3 separate regions of the Mus musculus genome follow, and all the other regions are linked to region 2. The links are chromatin loops, found by intact Hi-C in ENCODE. Cell type or tissue: heart. All regions are shown on one strand. Links, peaks and the distances in the headings refer to the core of each region. The heading gives the core; the rest is flanking DNA.

Region 1 (4,953 bases), core at 424-4,423, 470 kb before region 2:
CATGTTTCTGTGGAGTTTTTGTTTCATTTTGCTTTGTTTTGATTTTTTTTTTTTTTTTTTTTTTTGGTTGGGGGTTGTTTTGGAGTTTTGTATTGTTGGTTTAATCTGTTTCTTTTGATTTCCATTTCTGGGATATGTTTCTTGTTCTGGGTTTTTGTTTGCCTGTTTGTTTTGAGAGAAAGAACATGACACTGGATGCTAGAGAGTTGGGAAGGATGTGAGGGTGTTTCGGAAGGGAAAAAAAATACGTAAAATATATTTTACAGCTGAGCTATTCTCATACATCTTTAATCTTAGCACTCAGAAGGCAAAGGCAGGTGGATCTCTATGAATTTGTGGCCAGATTGATCTCCAGGACAGCCAGAGCTACATAGTGAGACCCTGTCTCAAAAAATAAAATAAAATAAAATAAAATAAAATAAAATAAAATAATAAATAAAATATATGGGGCTGGAGAGATGGCTCAGCGGTTAAGAGCACTGACTATTCTTCCAAAGGTCCTGAGTTTAAATCCCAGCAACCACATGATAGCTTACAACCATCCGTAATGAGATCTGATGCCCTCTTCTGGAGTGTCTGAAGACAGCTACTGTGTACTCACATATAATAAATAACTAAATAAATCTTTTTTTAAAAATTTAAAAGAAAAACTTTTAAAAATAGATTTCTTACTGGTCTTAGGCTTGCCAATTAGGCCAGTAAGGTATTCTGCATGGCCAGACCACCACAAGAGTTTGCATGACTGCAACTCTCCAGTGTTGGAATTACAAGCGCACATCATCATTTTATTTATTTAAGTTTTTGGTTTTTTGTTGTTGTTGTTTTGGTTTTGACCCAGGGTTTCTCCGTATAGCCCTGACTGTTCTAGAACTCACTCTGTACAACAGGTTGTCCTAGAACTTAAGAGATCAGTGAGGGGGCTGGGATTAAAGCTGTGTACCATTTCCAACCAACTTAGCCACATTTTTTTAAACTAACATAATTTATAATTTTTCACATTCTCCACAAATGCTGACGCTAGAGTAAAAGACAAATAGAGTCTGAAGGGTTCAGTTCCCTAATATCCAACACCTAGTCTATAACATTAGGGTTTGAATCACTTGCATTCTAAGTTTCCCTTCCCTCTCCCTTTACAGTATGTTTCTGATCTCTCACTCATATAGTGTGCATCTGAGAAGGCTTACTGTACCCTAAGTAGGCATGTACTGACTGCTTCAACTCTATAATCTGAAAGATTTAGGACAGAAGGGGGGGGGCATTAAAATTAAAGAAAAAAAGAAGAAAAGAATTCATGTACTTTACATGTAGAGGCAGAGACTGGTGGATCTCTCTGAGTTCAAGACCAACCTAATCTACAGAATGAGCTCCAGGACAGCAAGGGCTATACAGAGAAACCCTGTGTGAAGAAAAGAAAAGTGAAGAAAAGAAGGAAAAAGATAATCTTTATGTGCCAATAAGAAATGGGGGGGGGGAGCAACACATACAGTATGCTAATTTGGGTGTATAAATGGAGGATTTGAAAGAAAAAAATACCACACACATCAATGAGATCCCCAAATTTATCTTAGCATATGATTTCTCCTTTTATACTTTGCAACTATTTTGCATATTTAAACAATAGAATTAAATCAATAAAGAGAAATTATTCCTAAAATAAAAACTAGACACTAATACATATCAAACTGGCACCAATCACACCAAGAAAATAAATAGTACTATGTATTCCAAACAATAAATATATCCTTACTAAAATACACTGACAAAAGAAAAAAGAAATTTGAACTTTAATATTAGAGTTCTTTATTTTGAACCTACAAAGAATAGACATTATTAAAGCACTAAAGAACAATGTCAAAGCTGAATTCCCATAAGTTAGCATATTTAATTATAGGAGTAAAAAAAGGCACTTTTAAAATACAAAGTCATAACAAATACCACCTTAAACCCTGTCAAACTTGGATCTCTAATAGGGGAACACGTAACATCATGTACCTCCATTCCAGCTTGTCCAACCTCTTAACACTGCAATGTCATGCTGTCAACTACAAAGTTCATGCTTGAAAACATTTCAGTCGAGTCACCAAAAGAAAAAGAGTTTCAAAATGTATTAAGTTTACAATTTTCGGTTGGACAGAAGTTATTGCTATCCTCATACATGTGGTCTACAGCCTAGATGATATACACATATCATCAATGATATATTCCATTACCCATAAAAGACTTTGCTAAAAAAATTAACACATTAAACAAGCCTTAAAAAGATAGCCTTAAATTCAAAAATAGAAACCAGAAAAGAACAAATTATACAACCACACCAAGAAACAATTAGATAACTCTAGAAAACAAGCCATTCTTCAAAATAATCTGTTCTTTCAAGCAATTTCAGTATCTTATTGAAAAGGACATTTCAGTATCTTATGAGAAAGAACTATTCTCAAGTATAAGAGATAAGTGAAATGCAAAAGAAAAATATGAATAGAATGTGAGATCTTATTTTAAGGAATAACTGGAAATTGAACTATAGACTGAAAATTAATTTTTTTACTGGAAAGTTCAGCAAGATGGCTCAGTAGGAAAAGTCACTTCCAAATGCACATGGAGCACACACACAGTAAATTAACTTCTAGAGAAGGTATTGGCAATGGTAAAACTAGTATTAATGTAAAGAATATCTATTTTTTAACAAATATTTTCTGGGCCAGTAAAATGGCTCAGTAGATAAAGATGACTAGAACCAAGGAAGGCTTCATGAGTTCCATCCCCAGGACACACATGATAGAAGAAAATCAACTCCCACAAGCTTCCTCTGACATCCACACGTACACACATACACGTACAAAAATATTTTCAAAAGTATTTTGAAACATATTTGTCATATTTGTCATTTACTTTCTAGAAGCTAGGTGGTGCTGGTACACACCTCTAATCCCAGCTTTCGGGAGGCAGAGGCAAGTGGATCTAGTTGCTGACTACAAGGCCAGCCTATGAGTTCCAGGATGGCTATGGTTACATAGAGAAACCTTGTCTGGGGGGGGGGGGGGGGGAAGAAAAGAAAGGAAGGAGAGAAAGGCAAGAAAGGAAGGGAAGGGAAGGGAAGGAAAGGAACCCTGTCAGCAGGAGGGGGAGGAGAGAAGAGGAACAACAATAAGTTCACAAAAATATGCACACACATAAAGAACAATCCAGTAAATCATAGCACCACAACACTATGGAAGCAAACAGTGCTAATATTGAATATAAACTGCAAATATGTTCAACCTTTTTGTTTGTTTGTTTGTTTTTCGAGACAGGGTTTCACTGTATAGCCCTGGCTATCCTGGAACTCACTTTGTAGACCAGGTTGGCCTCGAACTCAGAAATCCACCTGCCTCTGCCTCCCGATTAAAGGTGTGTGCCACCACGCCTGGAATGTTCAACCTTTTAATTCTCTTTTTAACCTTTCAATGTTAAGTAGCTTTTATAATTTAAAACAAAGGGGGAGGGGTTGAACTAAAAGAAAAGAAAGTTGCAAACATTATTCAGAAAAAATATGATTGAAAAATCACTTATGAAGATGTCTACAGTCTCTTGGTAAAGTTCCTTATATTAGGGGGGGGAGAGAGAGAGAGAGAGAGAGATATTATTCAGCCCACTATCAGATGATCGATAAAAGTGAGAAGATTTCAAACAAATACTTAACACACTACAAACAGCAATAGTACTAAAATCTGTCAATGATTTAAGGAATGTCTGTCATTGCCAAACCGAACACATCCAGTAATGATAACCTCACCCAAAATACATTCTAATATCCATTAACCCTACGTACTGAGATAGCAAGAAAAGGCCCTGGTTTTACTAGGAATCTCACTTCATAGTAGCTCTTGCTATCCTGGAACAAACTGTGTAGACCAGGCTGACTTCAATCTTCTGCCAAGTGCTAGGATTAGAGTTATGTAGCACTATACCCAGCAACACATTTCTTCAAATATTTTGAACTATAAAATATGGCAGTTGAAAGACATCTAATAAATCACCCTAGTATTTACTTCTGTTGACAAATATAACAAAAAAAGCCACTGTAATTAGTCACTTATCCTAATATAATTCTTAAACATAACAAAGGATATGAAGAAAGCTTTTACATACTCAACTTTAGCCAGGCTCTGTGACATTCACCTGTAATCCCAACTGCGAAGTCCCAGGAAGTTTGTAAACAACCTTGGAAAAAACTTATCAAGACCCCACCTCCAGCCTGATAGTGGTGGCCCACACCTTTAATTCCAGCACTCATAGGAGACACAGCAGATGGATCTCTTCCAGTTCAAGGCCAGCATAATCTACAGAATGTGTTCAAGGAAAGCCAGGACTACATAGAGAAATCCTGTCTCAGAAAAACAAAACAAACAAACAAAAAGATCCACCTCCAAAAACAAAAAGCCTTAAAAACCTTGTGAGGAAAAAAATACTATCACCCTACAGGAGATAAATATACAATCCTGAAGTGATATGACTGAATTTGAATCCAAATCTGTTGAAAATCCAGGTTTTAGAGTCCATACACTTAGCTAGGTGTGGGGTGGCAAGCCTCTAAATCCAGTGAATCTCTGAGATGCCATTCTAGGACAGCCAGGTGGCTACACAAAAAAACCGTCTCAAAAACAAAAAAACAAAACAAACAAAAAACCCATATTCTATTTAATTAGACAAAATGGATTTAAAATTAAAAGAGAGAAAAACCTAACTGAAGAGAAAGTATGTTTAAAAGAATACCTAGAAATGTAAAGAACTACATATATATCTTATGGTTTGAAAAAAATTAACAACTATTGCTAGTAGTGAAAAAGAAGCAATTTTTTTCCAAATTTAGCTATGACACAGGACTCGTCCTTTCCTCACTCTGAGGAAAATTACACTCCAGTTGCCTCCTGGATGACCCCTCTACTCATGGATGACAATACACACCAACGTAAT
Region 2 (4,953 bases), core at 376-4,375:
CTCAATCATAACTTAGATCATGAAATATGACTGTTCTGCATCACTAAGTGTTGGGGTGATTTATTACTACATAAATAGAAAATGGAACATCATCTTCTTGGAGCTTTTTCTACTGCCCCATCCTGAGAGGAATGAGTCATTCATTGGAATAGCTGACTGCCTTGCTCTTATTGGTAGCTGAACACGGACAGCACTTTTCACAACTGCTATAGACAATGTATCTCCCCTACCTCACCTCAAACTCTTGCATGGGAACCCTGTGGTGGTTTCAATGAGGATGCTCCCTATTGGTTCATCTATTCGAATGTTTTCTCCCCAGTTCGTGTAACTGTTTGTGAAGGATTAGGTGTAGCCTTCTTGGAAGAAGTTTCAGTGGGGGTGGGCTTTGAAGTTTCAAAAGCCCACGCCCTTTCCAGTTAGCTACGCTACTCCTACTTTTGAATAAGGATATACACTCTCAGCTACTGCTCCAGTATCATGCCTGCCGTCACGTTCCCTGTCATGATGGTCATGGACTCATCCTCCAAAACTGTAAGCCCCCAATAAACTCTTTCTTCTACAAGTTGCTTTAGCTGTAGTTTTGTTATGGCAATAGAAAAGTAACTAAGACAAACGCCAATCCCCACTGTGACTGTATCTGGACTTAGGGTCTTTCAGGGAGCAATTAAGGTTAAGTAGGTGGCCCCTAATCCAACAGGAATGGTGTCCATATAAGAGAAAAAGACATCACTCTGGAGAACTATACAGTAAAAGGCATGTGAGAGCACGAGAAGCTGACTGGCTCCAAGGTAGGAAGAAAGAAGAAAGGCACCCCCAGCATCAGCTTCCTTAGAAATCACCCTGGCACCTTGATCTGGAACTATCGGTCTCCAGTCACAGAAAGTTTATGTTGTTCTAAGCAACTAGTGTGAGTTATTCTGTTGTAGCTGCTCAAGCTGCTTCCAAAAAAATGCAGCACAGACCTGACTTCTTCCATACATATGCCCTCAGAGCCCAGCACACACCTGACATAGCTCCAAGAAAGATGATCAAGAACCTGATAAAGCCAGGTCTTTAAGCCCAGCACCAGGGAGGCAGAAGCAGCTGGTCCTTAGAGTTCGAGGTCAGCCTGGTCTACAGAGTGAGTTCCAGGAGAGCCTGGACTACACAGAGAAGCCCTGTCTTAAAGAAGAATAATTTAAAAATAAAACTAAACTAAAAAGACAAGAGAAAGAAAGAAAAAGGAAGCAAACAGATCAGATAATGATCTATGTTCTAATGATCTACTTACGTTCCAGACCAGCCAAGGAGGCTGTAGTTCAAAAAGGAACAACAGAAGCAACATTTAAAAAAAAAAAAAAAAAACCAACTCTAACCTAAAGAAAAACATACTAAAAAACTCGCTGATGCATAGTGCCCTTGACAAGACAAGAAAGCCAAGCCTAACTGGAAGAGGGACTAAGGTTAGTGTAAAAAAAATTGGATACATTTCTGTGAGTTTCACAAAGAAAGGAGATACTGTGATTTGAGAGAACCTTAAAAATATGAACTATCACTTAGTATGGGGAAGAAGGTAGTTTCGAGAAGGGCGTGCTAAACGCGAAAGGCGCAGAGTTCTGGTAAGGAATCCTTAACAAAAAATGTTGAATATGAAAATGAGCAGTCTTAGTAGAGTGGTCTTCAGACCGGATGACGTAAAGTCAACAGCTAGAGACAGAAGCATTTAGCTTTAAGTACGTTAGGAAGAGTGCTAAAAAAATAGGAAAACCATCGTGGCCACCTGAGAACAGTCGGCAAAAAAGGGCTGGAAGACAGACAACAGAGTAACCTCAAAAATTACAAGTGACAGGCTGAGTTGAATTTCTAAGAAGCTATGAGAGCTGCTTTTACAGGGAGCAGGGCCAACCGGGTGGAAATATGCTGACTATCCCTGCAGCGATGACGGAAAAAGGCTCGTCTCACGCGTCCGACACTTTCGCCCAGAGGGCAACCCAGACACCACCGAGTCCCGGGCGGACCCCGGAGCGCGCGCACTTCCCGGGGAGGCCCAGAGCCGCAGGCAGGCCCCGCAGGCACTCACCCCACAGCCACGCGGCGCCAGCGCCGGGCGGGCTGCGCGATGAGGGCGTCCCAAGCGGCTGCCAGCCGGCTCTCCGGGGACAGAGGTCCCACGGGCACTGGCGCGGGTCCCAGCCTCAGGGAGCTCCAGAGCGAGCGCAGCGCCGTGCCCGGCAGCTCCGGCTCCAGCAGGAACACGCAGCCCACGGCCAGCGCCAGGAAGCCGGCGCACGCAGAGCCGCGCCACAGCGCCATGTGCACACACCGCCGCACCGGTGGCTACAGGATCCTTTCTCGGCTCGCGCCTCCTCCCAGCTGGGCGCGTGCTGACGTAGACGTGCGTAACGTCACACCCGCGCGCCACAGGCTCTTCCTCCCGATGGGCGGAGCTACGACGGAACTGCAGCCCCAGTTATGGGTGGAGCTATGGGTGGGCTGGAGGCGGGACGACGACAGGGCTGGCGTTGGGGGTTCGCTCTGTTTAAGTCTTGGCGCTGGCGCTGGGCGACGCTGTTGTGCGATTCTGTCCTTGGATGAACAAAGGCAGTAGTGTGGTTCCCAATCCGTACACGTCTTCCCGATATTCACTGATAGCCTGAGATAGAGTGTGTGTGTGTCCGGGGTGGGGGCGAGAGAATACTTTTACTTCCCTAGTAAGATAAGACATGCAGATAACGAAGAAGCAGCAAACCTCGCGATTAGAGTAGTCGGTCTCCCATTGACAACGAGCCACGCTGTTGTCTCTTAATCCGTCCCTCCGCCAGTGTTTGACCTCCATGGTTTTACTAGGCCGGTTCCTTTCTAAGTCTGGTGCAGTGGCGAGGCGGAGGGTGCACGACGATGGGAAGGGCTTCCCGCGAGAGGAATCTGCTCAGACCCTAGTGGTGCTGGGCACGGGGAGTCCACCTCTTGAGATTTTCAGCTAGTCAAAGGCTTCCGCTAAGACTGAAGCGATCTTGTTCAATCTAGAGATCAGATTTAACACTCAGACCCCTTAGATAACCCTTTCGGAGGTGGTGTTCCTTTGAACAACCCCAGAGTAAGCCGCAAAGGGATACAATCATGTGTACAGTATGGAAGGACTATAGACTCGAGTTTTTAAATCCTGGTTTAGTTGTTCCGGGTGATACTACAGAAATCCAGCCCTTCCTCCTTTGATGTGACGGTTCTATGTGAGAGGGTAGGTTAAGAGGCAGGAAAGCTAGGCTTGATGTCCAGTTCATTCTCAGCCTCATCTAGCCTGGCCTATTTCTATTTTGCTAGTTCTGCTAGCTCCTGACCAATTTTCTACTCTGTCTATAATTTTTGAACTTGTTAATAGAAATGTGTTTCCCTGGCTTTGATCTTGGACGTTATCTCCCACCCCCACCCCCAGTATCCAAAGTGTTTCTGTTATGGCTCTCAGCTGTTAACTGGCCAGAGACTGGTTACTAGCCCAGACTAGCCTCAAGTTCACTGCGTTGTCAAGGGTGACTTTGAACTTTTTTTAAAAAGATTTATTAATTTATTATATGTAAGTACACTGTAGCTGTCCCCAGACACTTTTTTCTTCTCGCTCAGACCCCCGGAGCAGTCAGCGTTCTTAACCGCTGAGCTATCTCTCCAGCCCCAACTTTGAACTTCTGATCCTCTTCCCTCTAGCTCCTGGAATTACAAATGTGTATCTCTGTGTCTGGTGCTCAGGGAGGAAGGGAAGGTCTTATACCTTCTAGACAGACACTTTACAGAGTGTCTGTAAACAGAAGCATTTTTTGCCTCTGTTTACTGAGAACCAGTACCAGGTGTCTGTGATTAATTGATTTGGGAGGTGGACTGGCAAAGTCACATGTGTTTGAAGGTTGGCTAAAGCCCATTAAATATAAATTCCCAAGATCAGTTTTGGGAGGAGCGGAGGCAGCTGAACTATAAGAACACACTCATCTGGGAAGATGAGGGGACGACTCCCCATCAGTGTGGAGATCCCTTGCAAAGCTGTTGCTGAGTCTTTCCAGGCTTGCAAAACCTTTTGTTGTTTAGTCTTAGAGGCTAACTAGCAAGAGCTGGAGCAAGTTAAATCTAAGTTTATTTCTCATGTAAAAGTACAGCTGTGGTGTGGGTGACTCTGTGGCCTGTGCTAGCAAGCTGGATCTCGTCGGGTAGTTTTGGGGGGATGATCTGGGCCTCTTCCTCATTGGGTCAGTCAATGTGAGTTTGTATTGGGGAAGATAAGGAGATGAGAGATGACTCCAATTCCAGCTGCAAATTAAGAAATCCAGAGCTCCCGGAGGGGAACGAGAGACAGCAGCAACACCTCACAGAGCCTGGTGAGACTTCTGACCCCATACACAGTCCCAGCAGTCTTGATGTCCTCTCCCAGTTTATCAGGGCGCAGGGAACTACAGTCCTTCTTGAACTGATTCCTTAATGAACAGCAGTCATTTCAGATTATCTGTTTGGCATCTGGAATGTTTTACTAGCCAGTTGCTTTTCTAGGGGACAATTATGCAGAGCAGTCCTGAGTAAGCAGACAAGGCTTCATTGCCTGAGTGAAACAAAAAAAGAAAGGAAGAAAGAGAGAGAGAGAGAGAGAGAGAGAACAAGGGAGTGAGCAGCAGGAGCCTCATGACTACCCCTCCCCCAACCCAAATTACTTCCAGACATGGCCTTTGCTATTGGTTTTCTCTCCTAGGACCTTAAAATGAGAGAGCGAAAAAGCAATTTCATTCCAGAGAATTCAGAGAGCAGCACAGGCCCCAGGTGTTCCACCCAAGACCCTGACCCAGAAGGCTATAAAAGCACATCTAGGATTTAAACAGGAAATAGCAGAGCCCATCAGAACACCAATCCACATCACCCCACTCCCACCCCCATGATCTGAAAGGTTTTGAGGGGCAAGTTTGCTTCTACTTTGGAGCAAAAGGCCCCTGTGTTGGCTGG
Region 3 (4,953 bases), core at 424-4,423, 130 kb before region 2:
AGATACCTCAATAGCATGGAGAACTCTGGGGGTTTTTTGTTTTTGTTTTTGTTTGCTATGTGACTATTTGTTATGGTCCCTCTAGGTGGGCTGTTATGGCTACTCGTTCAAGGACAGGTAGAGCTTGGCAGGGAACTGGTTCTCCAGGGGTTTTGTACCTGCTTCAACTCTATCAGTTCTTCTGTCTGCTAGCATCACTTGCTCCATAGTGTTTCTCATGGGTTTGTATATTTGAATGCTTGGCCCCAGGTTGGTGGAACTGTTTAGGAAGGATTGGGAGATTGTTGGAAGAAGTGTGTCCTGGGTTTGTCTTTGAGGTTTCAAAACCCACAGGTTTTTCAATTAGTTGTCTCTGACTTGTGCTTGTGGATCAGATATAAACCTTCATTCTGTTGTACTTTCTGCTACGATGGTTATGGCCTGTAACCCCCGAAATACGAGCTCCAAATTAAACATTCTTTTATACCTTGCCTTGCCATGGTGCTTTGTCACAGCATTAGAAAAGTAACCAAGGCAGAAGTTACATGACAACTGCACTTAGTATTTTGAGGTAGTTGTTGCCTGGTTGTTATCCAGAGTTATGATAGATTTTCACAAAACAGTATATTGGAACAGGCTTCCAGTTTGTCCATCTCCATACTTGGTAATATCTGTCTCTTTAATTACAGCTCTCCTAGTGAGTGTGACATGGCATCTCATTGTGGTTTGATTTACATCTCCATAGTAGCTAACAAAATTGAACGCTTTTTTTTTTTGTTTTCAGTAGTATGTTTTTCATACATTTGTCTATTTAATTTATACTTGTTATTATTTACCTGTGTAAAATTTGTAAAGATTAACCACAGATGCATTCCTGATAATTGGGTAGTCTGTCTTCAAAGAAGTTAGTTTTAGGAGCTTTTTGGTTATCGTAAAATGGGCATTTTAGGTATTAGGTACTTTCACTTTTTTTCTCTTACTTTTAAAAATAATGTCTTTGTTAAAGTTTGTTTTTTATTTTTGTTACAGTATTTTACTGGCCTTGAATGTGGACATAAGTTTTGTATGCAGTGCTGGAGTGAATATTTAACTACAAAAATAATGGAGGAAGGCATGGGGCAGGTAACTTGATTTTCACTTATAACATTTACTTGTAATGTCTAGACCCTTACATAAATATAACCAGATAAAAGTTTCAGGAGTAAACATTTTTCTAGATTAAAAGTCTTAGGGGAAAAAAAGATTTAGATTGTGATATTCCAGTTAACAGCCTAATCTAGGTAATGTTTTCCTAGCAGGCATCAACTCTGATAATTTCTATCAGGCTAATCTTGATAGAGAGCTTTGTCTGGTATTTTGCTTTTAACTATCTCGTTCTGTGTTGCAAAAGCGATTGCTTAGAAGGATAGTTAAAGACATACTTCCTGAAATATAACGGGAAAGGATTGAGAGCCTGCAAACAAAGTGTCATCAGAATCTAGGAGAGTGCCAGGCAATGATAAGCATCCTATAAATAGTGCTGAATGAAGGCATAGTTTAAATTTTCGTCTTTTTCAGACTATTTCGTGTCCTGCGCATGGTTGTGATATCTTAGTGGATGACAACACAGTTATGTAAGTATTTCTGATAGATTCTGTATATTGAGTATTGTTGGTTAAACTAAATTAATTTTGACTTAGTACCTCTGAGAAAGTAAATTATTAAAATTCAAGAGGCTTTTATTCCCCACTCATTTGTTTATTATACAAAAAGTCACTTAGGTAGTCATTCTTATGGTTTATTTGGCAATATGTGATAGCCAAATTTTGGTAAATATTGAAATTGTATAATGGGATAATGAATGTGTTAAATTATGTTCTCTGGGTAACAGTCTAAGACAGAATCAGGGAAGAGTTTGGGAGTGTTGCTCTGTGAGTTGCCTAGCCTATGTGAGGTTCTGGTTTTGGTTTCCTGTGTCCACCAAAAAAACAAAACAAAAAAATCAAAAACAAAAGTGGAATAGAATGGAAAGAATGTGAGTCATTATGAAAATGTCAGTGCTAGAATAAAGAGGGAGACCAGGAACAGACAGACTCAGTACAGGTACATAATACCTGTATTTTCCAAAAGAAGAAACTCAGCGTATGATGCAGCTGAGTCTGGCAGTCTTTGAGGAACTCCAGCACTTGCCTCAATAAGCAGAAGGCTGCGCCAGAGTTTTATTGATATATCATTAGCCCCTCACTGCAGTGCTCAGGGATAGAGTGTTCTCTGCTGAAATGCTGCTAATAGTTTGAAAGGTGTACTACATGGAGGCTGTAAACTAGTTCTTCAGTACAGATGTTCCTCTTTGGATGGAAGAAGGAAACATGGGAAAGAAGCATAGTGAATTCCTGGTATAAACCCGCTGCTGGTTTCCTGGGCCAGTGCTGTTTTTGTGGCCCAGGTTTGTCAGTTGACTTAATTTCAGGATGCCAAGCACATTGAGGTCTTGAATATCCATATACAAATTGTATAAGTGGTTTTATTGCCTATACAGAAAGTTTTTTCTGTGAATAAAAAGTAATAAAGGAAAATGACAGCAGTTTTTTTTTTTTTAAGATTTATTTATTATTATTCATTAGTACACTGTAGCTGTCTTCAGATGCACCAGAAGAGGGCGTCAGATCTCATTACGGATAGCTGTGAGCCACCATGTGGTTGCTGGGATTTGAACTCAGGACCTTTGGAAGAGCAGTCAGTGCTCTTAACCGCTGAGCCATTTCACCAGCCCCAGCAGTGTTTTTAATAAGTAAATTTAACCTAATTAAGTTAACCTGACCAGCACAGCTACTAAAGCTCAAATATTCTACTTGGGGGAATTTTTTTTAACTTTTATTATTTCATAAAGATTTATTTATTTTATTTATATGAGTATACTGCCACTGTCTTTAGACAGAGCAGAAGAGGACATCAGATCCCATTACAGATGGTTGTGAGCCACCATGTGGCTGCTGGGAATTGAACCCGGGACCTCTGGAATAGCAGTCATTGCTCTTAACCACAGAGCCATCTTTCCCAAGTACCATACCACATGTGGGTCCCAGGGATCCAACTGGGGTTGTTAGGTTTGTTGTAACGTGCTCTTACCTGCTGAGCCTTTCTGCCTAGCCTCCTTTCTATTTCTCCTCTCCTCCCCTCTATTCCTCGCCCCTTCCCTTCCCTCTGTTCCCTTCCCCCCCCCCCCCCCCCCCCCCCCTTTCCCCCTGCTCTTTCTCAAGACAAGGTTCCTTTCTGTAGCTCTGGCTGTCCTGGAACTAGCTCTGTTAGACCAGCCTTCTAAACAAATCTCATTAACCAATATTTCCCCACTCTTAAAGCATCCTCTACTACATCAATACACATCATATTACTACAACCTTTGACTAGTATCGATGACAAAACTCCATTAGGCACAAAGCCCTTGGCTCTGTTCCTACATGAGACTAGGTGTGTGTGGTTCTCCTATCTATAATCCCAGCACTGGTCATCCTTGTCTACATAGTGAGTGAGTTTGAGGCTAGCCAGCGATACATGAGACCTGACTTCAAAATGGGTGGGAGATAGAGAACGCTATCAAGTGGTCACTGGTGGTGTCACTTTATCAGTTATAAATGAGAACAAGAGTGAAAACAGATCATTGTGTGTTCCTTCTACAAAAACTTTACTAGGATGTGAGTTTGGTCTTGAGTAGAAAATAGGGGAAAAATGTGGTTTTCAGACAGGTATGAGTTATATCCAGTAGATTTCATACAGAATTGTTGTCTTAGATATTAAAACATCTTTTTTTAGAACTTTTTTTTAATTAAATGAATTGATACGAGTGATATGAATATCACTGCCAGTTAGGCTTAACAGGTTTTTCAGTTTTCTCAGATATTTTAATGACAACATGGCAAGGGTTGTCTTCCAGCGTGTATACATTTAAGAGCACAGTTGGAAACTCTATCTCTGAGTTCAACCAAAACTCATTTTCACACCTGTTTTATATAATGTGTTGCTGGAAAAGTTGTGAGACATAAAACTATTGTGCCTTGTTTCCTTGAAATCACTGGCTTTTCCAGATCATTAAGTAGATGATATTCCAGTACTAGGCCAGTAATTCTGTTGTTAAAAGCGTCAGCTATGCAAGCATGAATACCTTAGTTGATCCCTATAACCCACATCAGGAAAAAAGGAGGAAAAAGGCCAAGCATGGTTGCAGACACTTGTAAGACTCAAAAAACAAAATTTTACTGGAGGAATAACACCTGAGGTTGTCCTCTGACCTGCATGTTCTTGTGCAGCAGTGTGCACATGAATACACACACACACACACACACACACACACACACACACACCTCACACTTACCCCCACCCCCCAAAAAATAAAGGATTAAAAAGATGCTATTCCTACATGGTAAGCAAGCAGATCATTATAAAAGATATTTAAGTTTGACACAAAATTCTTGTAGGTGTAAATTAAATTTTGATTTTTGTTATTGTTGTTTTCTTTTGGTTTTGGTATTTCAGATGATAAAGATGACTTTTGTTAATATTTAAAGTAATGGGAATAAAGTACCAGAGGGAGAATAAATTGTAGTATTTATGAATTGATGCTTGACATTTTTCAAAATGCATATATTCTTGGTCTTTTAGTAATTATTAGCACTTCAGATATGTTATTACATTATTTTTGTTTTTTGTTTTTGTTTGTTTTTTTTTTTTTTGCTATCATCTGTTTCTGATGACTTAGCTAGTAATGTCTCCCCATATTTGGTGCTGTGGTTGGGATTTTGATTTGTCTAGGTAGTTACATTTGTGTTTGTCTTTTGTATAGCTTTTTCAACTCTGAACTCGGTTAAATTTTTTTTTTTTAATAAAAATTGAGAATGTTTTGCTTATTTCATGGGGTAGAGGCAAGTCAGGGTATCACTATGTAATCCTATCTGGCCTCAAATTCACAGAAACTCGTTTGCCTCTTGCATCCCAGATTAA

The links. A loop is a pair of places that touch in the nucleus more often than their neighbours do. Peaks named below come from ENCODE experiments on the same cell type or tissue, not always from the same donor. Only the 100,000 strongest peaks of a DNase experiment are listed, where the experiment ranks them.
Region 1: it touches region 2 in a loop (3.0-fold over the local background); 1 of 42 quality-filtered maps calls a loop at or near these places.
Region 3: a loop joins it to region 2, with 2.8 times the contacts of the local background. A loop is called at or near these places in 1 of 42 quality-filtered maps.

What each region holds. Positions count from the first base shown.
Region 1 is chr9:59,758,686-59,763,638 of GRCm38, reverse strand. All of the region lies in intron 1 of Myo9a (myosin IXa), which reads right to left. Among named protein-coding and RNA genes, the nearest start is that of Myo9a, 10 kb to the right of the region's middle. In heart, for the core only: a CTCF peak has its summit at 2,882; no DNase peak of the experiment used is centred there.
Region 2 is chr9:59,288,973-59,293,925 of GRCm38, reverse strand. It overlaps Adpgk (ADP-dependent glucokinase), which reads right to left and starts at 2,354. Exons shown (of 7, transcript NM_028121.2): 1 at 2,060-2,354. The coding sequence starts at 2,292. In heart, for the core only: a CTCF peak has its summit at 2,521; a DNase peak (open chromatin) is centred at 2,485; H3K4me3 peaks cover 2,448 bases; H3K27ac peaks cover 3,218 bases.
Region 3 is chr9:59,422,762-59,427,714 of GRCm38, reverse strand. Arih1 (ariadne RBR E3 ubiquitin protein ligase 1) reads left to right here. Exons shown (of 14, transcript NM_019927.2): 4 at 1,009-1,101; 5 at 1,537-1,592. Among named protein-coding and RNA genes, the nearest start is that of Gm20199, 57 kb to the left of the region's middle. In heart, for the core only: a CTCF peak has its summit at 2,638 (motif pointing right); no DNase peak of the experiment used is centred there.